Linked DNA regions of Homo sapiens: region 2 is linked to region 1. The links are chromatin loops, found by intact Hi-C in ENCODE. Cell type or tissue: Caco-2. All regions are shown on one strand.

Evidence for each region. Hi-C counts contacts between places; a loop is a spot of excess contacts. Peaks named below come from ENCODE experiments on the same cell type or tissue, not always from the same donor. Only the 100,000 strongest peaks of a DNase experiment are listed, where the experiment ranks them.
Region 2: it touches region 1 in a loop (2.6-fold over the local background); 1 of 110 quality-filtered maps calls a loop at or near these places.

Annotation. Positions count from the first base shown.
Region 1 is chr14:67,135,759-67,139,758 of GRCh38, reverse strand. All of the region lies in intron 17 of GPHN (gephyrin), which reads right to left. All of the region lies in intron 2 of LOC105370538 (a long non-coding RNA gene), which reads left to right. Among named protein-coding and RNA genes, the nearest start is that of GARIN2, 52 kb to the left of the region's middle. In Caco-2, a CTCF peak has its summit at 1,808; no DNase peak of the experiment used is centred here.
Region 2 is chr14:66,916,907-66,920,906 of GRCh38, reverse strand. All of the region lies in intron 6 of GPHN (gephyrin), which reads right to left. Among named protein-coding and RNA genes, the nearest start is that of GARIN2, 270 kb to the left of the region's middle. In Caco-2, no CTCF peak of the experiment used is centred here; a DNase peak (open chromatin) is centred at 2,176.

The DNA.
Region 1 (4,000 bases):
TTGATCAGACATCCTGCCTTACTAGAGAGACAGGTACCAACATATGACAACAGCCAGGGGATCTATAACTTCATTTATGTTGCATGCTATAATCTCTCAACAAATCTGTATGCTAGACTGAAAAGGTATTACTATGCTCATTTTAAGAAAAGGCAAGTTATATTCAGAGAGGCAAAGTGTAGATAGAGCAGTAAATGGCAGAGCCAGGACTACAAACTCTGGCTTCTTATTAAATGCTTGTTCCACTCCCTGCCTAATCAGAAGTGATTGTGTAGTTTTTTAAAGGCATGTAATATACCATAAAAGAAAGAGTCTAATGAGAACGGACCCTTGTCCAGAATCATCAGAAAGAGAGGATGCTGGCCAAGTGCGGTGGCACACCTGTAGTCTCAGCTACCTGAGAGGCTGATGTGAGAGGATTGCTTGAGCCCCGGAGTTCAAGACTGCAGCGAGCTATTATCACATCTGTGAATAGCCACTGCATTCTAGCCTGGGTGATGTAGTGAGACCTAGTCTCTCTCTCTCTTTTTTTTTTTGAGATGGAGTATTGCTTTGTTGACCAGGCTGGAGTGTAGTGGCGCGATCTCGGCTCACTGCAACCTCCGCCTCCTGGGTTCAAGCAACTCTCCTGTCTCAGCCTCTCAAGCATCTGGGATTACAAATGTCCGCCACCATGGCTGGCTAATGTTTTGTATTTTTAGTAGAGATGGGTTTCACCATGTTTGCCAGGCTAGTCTTGAACTCCTGACCTCAAGTGATCCGCCCACCTTGGCCTCCCAAAGTGCTGGGATTACAGGCATGAGCCACCGTGCCTGGCCCTAGACCTAGTCTCTTAATAATTTAAAAAAAAAAAAAAAAAAAAAAAAAAAAAGGAGAGGATGCTGTGGCAAGAGGTATGGATTTGTCTGAGGTAACCAGCAGAAAACTGCATGTGTGAACATTTTACTATCACTCTGTGGAATGAAATGAACATGATTCAGAATCCCATGTTCAGATGAAAACTATGATTTTGGTTAACCATAGCTTAAGGGCCTATTCACATCATAAATTTGCTTTCTTTTTTATGATTCATGCTATATTTTAAATTATAAAACATTTCCAACATAACAGTATAACAAACACCCATGTATCCATCGCTCAGATTTGACAAATGCTAATATTTTCCAATATTTACTTCATATTCCTTCCCCCAGACTCTTCATTTTTAACATATAAAAACTGAGTTTTCTTTCTAAAACTCAAAGATTACTCTGAATAGTGATAAGAGGAAATAGGTAACAAGGGTTATAATCATGAATAATATAATAGAGAGAAAACAGTTCATGATTTTCTCAGTTTTCTCACATAAAGCAAGCAGGGTATATTAATTTTCTCAATGATAGGAGGCTAAAACTACAAAACATTATAATCTGACCTTATATTTAAGACAGAACTTCCCACATATAAGATCAATTAATATCCAAGAAATATAATTAATGACAATACTAATGTTTTTAAAAAATACATTTTCACACCTATGTGTTAATCTCACAACTCTGTGAGGAAGGCAGTACAAAAGAGGACACTGAGGTTCACATAGGTAGTATTAGGTTCAAACTCATCCTGTGTTTTCTCTATTCTTCTTCTAAATATAGTAATATTTGCATTATGAAAGACACTTTGTTACACATAAAACACCTTCAGATAAAAGCTATTTATCAGCATTTATATAAATATATAAATCTTATTTGTATATACCAAATACTGATAGAAACAAAATTTGTACTTCTAAAATTTGACTTATTCTCACCACTGCCACTAGAGGGGCTATTGGATTAAGCAGATTAAGTTTTCTAGGTATATATCAGTAGTTTCCCTTTTCACAAAGAGTGGCATATCTTAAAGGGATATCATGATATCACTTAAATCTTTCTTCATTAACAACTGCAGTTTTAATTTAATTTGGATGGTGCTTAGCCATTCCTTTAAAGATAAATCTCTTTTTTTCTTTTTTTGAGACAGGGTCTCACTCTATCACCCAGGCTGGAGTGCAGTGGTGTGATCACAGCTCACTGCAGCCTCCACATACCAGGCTAAAGCGATCCTCCCACCTCAGCCTCCTGAGTAGCTGGGACCACAAGAGTGCGCCACCACACCTGGATAATATTTTTTGTGTTTTTTGTAGACAGGGTTTCACCATGTTGCCCAGGCTAGTCTTGAACTCCTGGGCTCAAGAGATCTGCCCGCCTCAGCCTCCAAAAGTGCTGGGATTACAGGCATGAGCCACTGCACCTGGCCGAAAAATAATTCTTTTTTTCTTTTTTAAGACAGAGTCAGCCAGGCGTGGTGGCTCATGCCTGTAATCCTAGCACTTTGGGAGGCCAAGGCAGGTGGATCACGAGGTCAGGAGATCGGGACCATTCTGGTTAACATGGTGAAACCCTGTCTCTACTAAAAATACAAAAAATTAGCCGGGCGTGGTGGCGGGCACCTGTAGTCCCAGCTACTCGGGAGGCTGAGGCAGGAGAATGGCATGAACCTGGGAGGTGGAGCCTGCAGTGAGCAGAGATCGTGCCACTGCACTCCAGCCTGGGTGACAGTGCAAGAATCCTTCTCAAAAAAAAAAGACAGATTCTTGCTCTGTCACCCAGGCTGGAGTGCATGGCGCTACCTCTACTCACTGCAACCTCTGCCTCCTGGCTTTAAGTGATTCCCGTGCCTTAGCCACCCAAGTAGCTGGGATTACAAGTGTGTGCCACCATGCTTGGCAATTTTTTGTATTTTTAGTAGAGTTTTGCCATGTTGGCCAGGCTGGTCTTGAACTCCTGGCCTCCCAAAGCGCTGGGATTATAGGCATGAGCCACTGCGCCTAGCCAAAAATAATTCTAATACTAACATGAATCTTGATTTACTAACACTTCCCATTCATTTTCATTTGAATAATTAAATACCTAACCATTGTTCTCTTAGAGTACCAATATTACATGAAAACATTCTGTAAGACAATTGCTTTAATGCTAAGAATGTATGTACTAGGCAACAGAAGATAAAGCCATTAATTGAAGACCTGAGTGTCACAAAGTCTAGAATCCTGTTTTATCTCTACTGCTAACTACCTAGATGATCCTGAAAAACTAGTATCATTTTTTTGGGGAAGGGGGTATTATTCTCTTTATCTATAAAATGAGGACATTTGGAGTATGTCTTTTTCATCTCTAACATTCACTGATTCTAAGAATTTGTGGTTGGTTGGGATCCAGATCAAGGGCAAAGCTATAAATTTTTTTAGGTTGACCCAGAAGTCTGAAGTCTACTTGAAAAAATACTAAGACTGCCCTATCCTTTAAAGGCTGGGAAAGTCCAGCCTTCACAACAAAACCGTCCAGGAAGCACAGAGGCTTGGACTGTTTATTTTTTGTACTTTAATAGAAGACTAGCAGCTTGCCATTTTGTGCTTTGCTAATTCAGGAATTGACACTTCTCTTCCTTTTGCCACTCATGATCCTCTTTCCCACTGTAACTCCATTCTCACCAGGCCCAAAGTACCCTAGCAGCTTCCAGAACCCTTAGGGTGAATCGAACTTTCAGTAGGGAGAGGAAAATACCAGCAACCTAAGTAACAACCAACTGGAGAGTGGAAGAATGAGCATAATATTTAGGATACCTAGAGAAATAAAACTTCTGGGGCAATAGATAATTTTAATAACAATAATAAGCAATTAAAACACTAATACAGATTCAATTATGACATTAACACTGTGTTCTGGAACAAAATATGTGATTTTCAAATTTTAAGATTTAGTAGATGAAGGTAATTACAGTCCTTGTCAAAAATTCAATTAGTTGCTTGGAAGATCAAGTGGTAGAAATATCTCCAAGGATTGTGCAAAAGTGCAAAAGATAGAAGTCATGCAGAAAATAATAAGAAGACAGAGCAAGAGACTGACATACTACCAATAGGAATTCCATAAGGAAATAAAGGAAGAGATAGGGGGGAAAAGAGGAAAATTTTATTTATTTG
Region 2 (4,000 bases), 220 kb after region 1:
CTGGATGAGATTACAGACTATTATTCTAAGTGAAGTAACTCAGAAATGGAAAACCAAACATCGTATGTTTTCACTGATATGTGGGAGCTAAGCTATGAGGACGCAAAGGCATAGGAATGACACAATGAACTTTGGGGACTTATGGGAATTTATGGGAAAGAGTGTGGGGGGTGAGGGGTAAGACAACAAATATGGTGCAGTGTATACCTCTCGGTGAAGGGTGCACCAGGATCTCACAAATCACCACTAAAGAACTTACTCATGTAAGCAAATACCACCTGTACCCCAATAACTTATGGAAAAATAAAAAAAAATAAGACTGAGGACAGGCATGGATGGTCAGAATCAGATTCATTCTCTAAAAAAAAAAAAAGCATGCACTGCATTTTAAAAAAAGTAAAATTTCTATATACAACTTGGTAGTTGAAAGATGCATTATGAGAAAGACAGGAAAGATAGGAAAGAAGCCCAAGAGTTTGAGGCTGCAGTGAGCTATGATTGTGTAACTGCATTCCAGCCAGGGTGACACAGTGAGACTCTGTCTCTAAAAATAAATAAATAAATACATTCTAAAAACTTGTATACTACCCTCTTTTCCATCCCCTCCTCCCCAAGAGAAAACTTACATACTCACATACACACATTTAATTCTTGCGTTATTTCTACAACTCTTAAATGATTTATGCAAAAATCCTGAAGAAACTAGGAGCCCTTCATCCCTTGTTCCCAACCTCCTGAGTCAAGACCATTTCTTGATGTGATTCATGCCAAACACTTAAGACACTGCTGTATCTTGGATGGGTCAAATCTAGTTAACCATTTTTTTTTGTTTGTTTGTTTTGAGACGGAGTCTCATTCTGTCGCCCAGGCTGGAGTGCAATGGCGCCATCTTGTCTCACTGCAACCTCCGCCTCCTGGGTTCAAGCAATTCTCTGCCTCAGCGTCCTGAGTAGCTGGGATTACAGGTGCCTGCCACCACGCCTGGCTAGTTTTTTTTTATTTTTAGTAGAGATGGGGTTTCACCATGTTGGCCAGGCTGGTCTTGAACTCCTGACCTTGTGATCGGCCCACCTCGGCCTCCCAAAGTGCTGGGATTACAGACCTGAGCCCCAACGCCTGGCCAAATCTACTTAATCTTTAATCCAAAAGTAGAGAGAAGCAACTGGGGGCCTTCCATGCAGAAAGTGGGCTCAGGAGGCTAAGTAAAAGAATATGAATATTTATATCCAAGGCACTCAGGAACTTTTACACAGATGCAAGAAACTTATGTCAAAGTGGCCACAAGATTGTTTAATAGGAGACAGACAAATGAAACTCTGTGTTTACTGCTAGACACCAAACCTTTGTGTGAAATCTTGAATTTATGGGGAGGGAGAGTAGCCTGTACCTGTCTGTTATTTTCCTAATCCCAACCCCTCATTCTTGAACTGCAGGAGATTGAGCCCGTTTGGGCTTCGGTGACCCCACCACTGGGGTATGTTTATTTGATGGTTGATTTTGCTGTATTCTCTACTTCTTTTCCCATCTTCTAATCATTTTTTTAACACACATGCTGACTCTTTTCCTATCCCTTCTCCTTTTCTTGGGAAAATACAATGAATAAAGATTTATTGGTACTGAAGTTGTTTAAAAAAAGGCAGGAAAGAGGTTTCATATTTTTAGTTAGAGCAGGGCAGTAGAACTAACAACCGAGGTGAGAACCAGATTATTTTGTCCAGAGAGCTAAAGTTCTAACTACCATCATAAAGTATAGCTAGGTAACATTGTACAGCAAGCAAAATATAAAATAAGCTTGCAAAGAGCACTGCATAAAGTTAATATAATCTGCTGCTGAGGTGCTCACTATTATCTATAACGTATTACCAAAAGAGAATAGGTAAGAACCTAAAAATCAGAATATAAGGCCAGCTATAGCTGCAGAAGAGGTGGAGGTCTTTCTCTTTCACATTTGAAGTAATAGCTTAAAATCTAAGATGTAAAAAAAAAAATCTTAAAAATTTTTGGAGGGTTACATAATATCGGGAAAGATGTTTAATCTTTCGACCTATCTTTGTATGGCTCAATCAGTTTACTCTTTAAAGATTGTGTGGTAAAGAATTTAACCTTGACCGAGGAGAGGTCTGGTCTTTACACTCAGCTTCTGGGAGTGATCTCTAGGTCCTTGGAATTTCACGCCTAATAGGAATGTCTTTGTTGTCCATGGACTTTGGGCACCAGAGACAGTCTAACAATGTTAGACTGCAGTTCAGGAATGAGGGAAAGGGATCAGGAAAAGAACAGACAGGTATAGGCTACCCTCCCTCTCTCCCCATTAATTCAAGATTTCACACAAAGCTTTCGTGTCTAGCAGTAAACATGGACTTTCATTCATCTGTCTATTAAATAATCTTGTGGCCACTTTGACATAAGTTTTTTTGCACCTGCATAAAAGTTCCTAAGTGACTTGGATATATACTCATACTCCCTTTCTTGGCCTTCTGACCCCACTTTCTACATAGAAGGCCCCCAATTGCTTCTCTCTACTTTAGGATTAAAGATTACAGGTCAGCCACACTGGCAGTAAGTGTTTGAGTCCCAATAAAAGCTCTGGATACCAAAGGCTCAGGTGAGCATCCCCAGCTGGCATTACTCCATGTGTGGTATCACAGATTGACGCCAGAAGGGTGACATGTCCATGTCTCCAAAGAGAGAGGACAACAGAAGTTCCTCATTTGTTACTTCTGTTAGACTCTGCCCTATGCACTTTCTCCCTTGGCTGACTTTAATCCGTATTCTTTCCTTGCAATGAACAATAATCATGAGTATAACAGCTTTCTGTGAGTTCCATGAATGCTAGTAAATTATTAAACCTGAAGGTCATTTTAGGATCTCCTGAATTTGCAATTAGGGTCAGAAATGAGCAATTTTGTGGAGTACTCCACATTTGTAGGTGGCTATTTTTTGCAGTTGGCTAAAACTCCTTACAGTTGGTGTCAAAAATAAGATTTTCTAGAAAGACCCTGACTCACTGAAATACATGGCTTAGGAAGTGAAGAGAGGGTGTGGGATGATGAACCTTTGATCCCTGAGTGAAGACAGTGTCAACCACAGCATGGAATTGCTTCTTTACTGTGATTAGTTAATGGAGATAATTCCCAAAAAGTTATCTCACTGGATGCATAAGGAGATGCAAAATATAAAGAAAGAAGTTAAACACACAATCTCTTGGTTATTGTTATCTATGCTAGCTAAAATGAAGGTAAGGGATACAATCCTACTCTAAATGAATAGGAATAGACTGTGCAGGAGGAACTTGCTAAACTAGTATTACCAACGGCAATCTGAATCAGCACAGTGGCCAAACCTTACAACTCTTTAAAAGGTGAAAAAGTTTGGGTATAAATAGAGAGAAGGAAGAATGGTAGCTGAGGGTAAAGGAATGAATGGATAGGTTATGCAGTAAGGGAAATAATACTGCATTGGTATCTCCAAAGAGGTTCAGAACAAGAGATGACATTGTTTCTTAGCTCAACTGTAACAGATGCTTGAAAGAGTGAAGTCATATGTTGCTGAGACCACTCTTATTTTTGGAATCCAACAAGCCTGCAAACCTGAGTAGCATCATTCTGGGAGACATTCTGGTCTGTTAATGTCTGAGAAGGACTCTAAGAACGTGCCAGTATCTTTTGACTTTTATTTTTTAGGTTATGGCTAAGTGTATTGGGAAATTCAGTTAAAGCCTCCTCAGGATATAATGTTAATAGAAAATGACTGGCCTGAGGAAGAAATGCACTTAGGTAACCATCAGCTAATTTCTATGATATATAGTTCTGTACAAACATATCAATAGTGGTAGATTAAAGGTGAGAAATTAGTAACTTAATACAAAATTATGAAAATGTATGTAATGGCTTTAGTGGATGGATTAGCTATTTCTCTAAATATATCCACACCCTACACTGCCTTGGCCAAATCTTAGGCATATTCACACTGATACTACTGCTGTGTCTGTCACATAAAT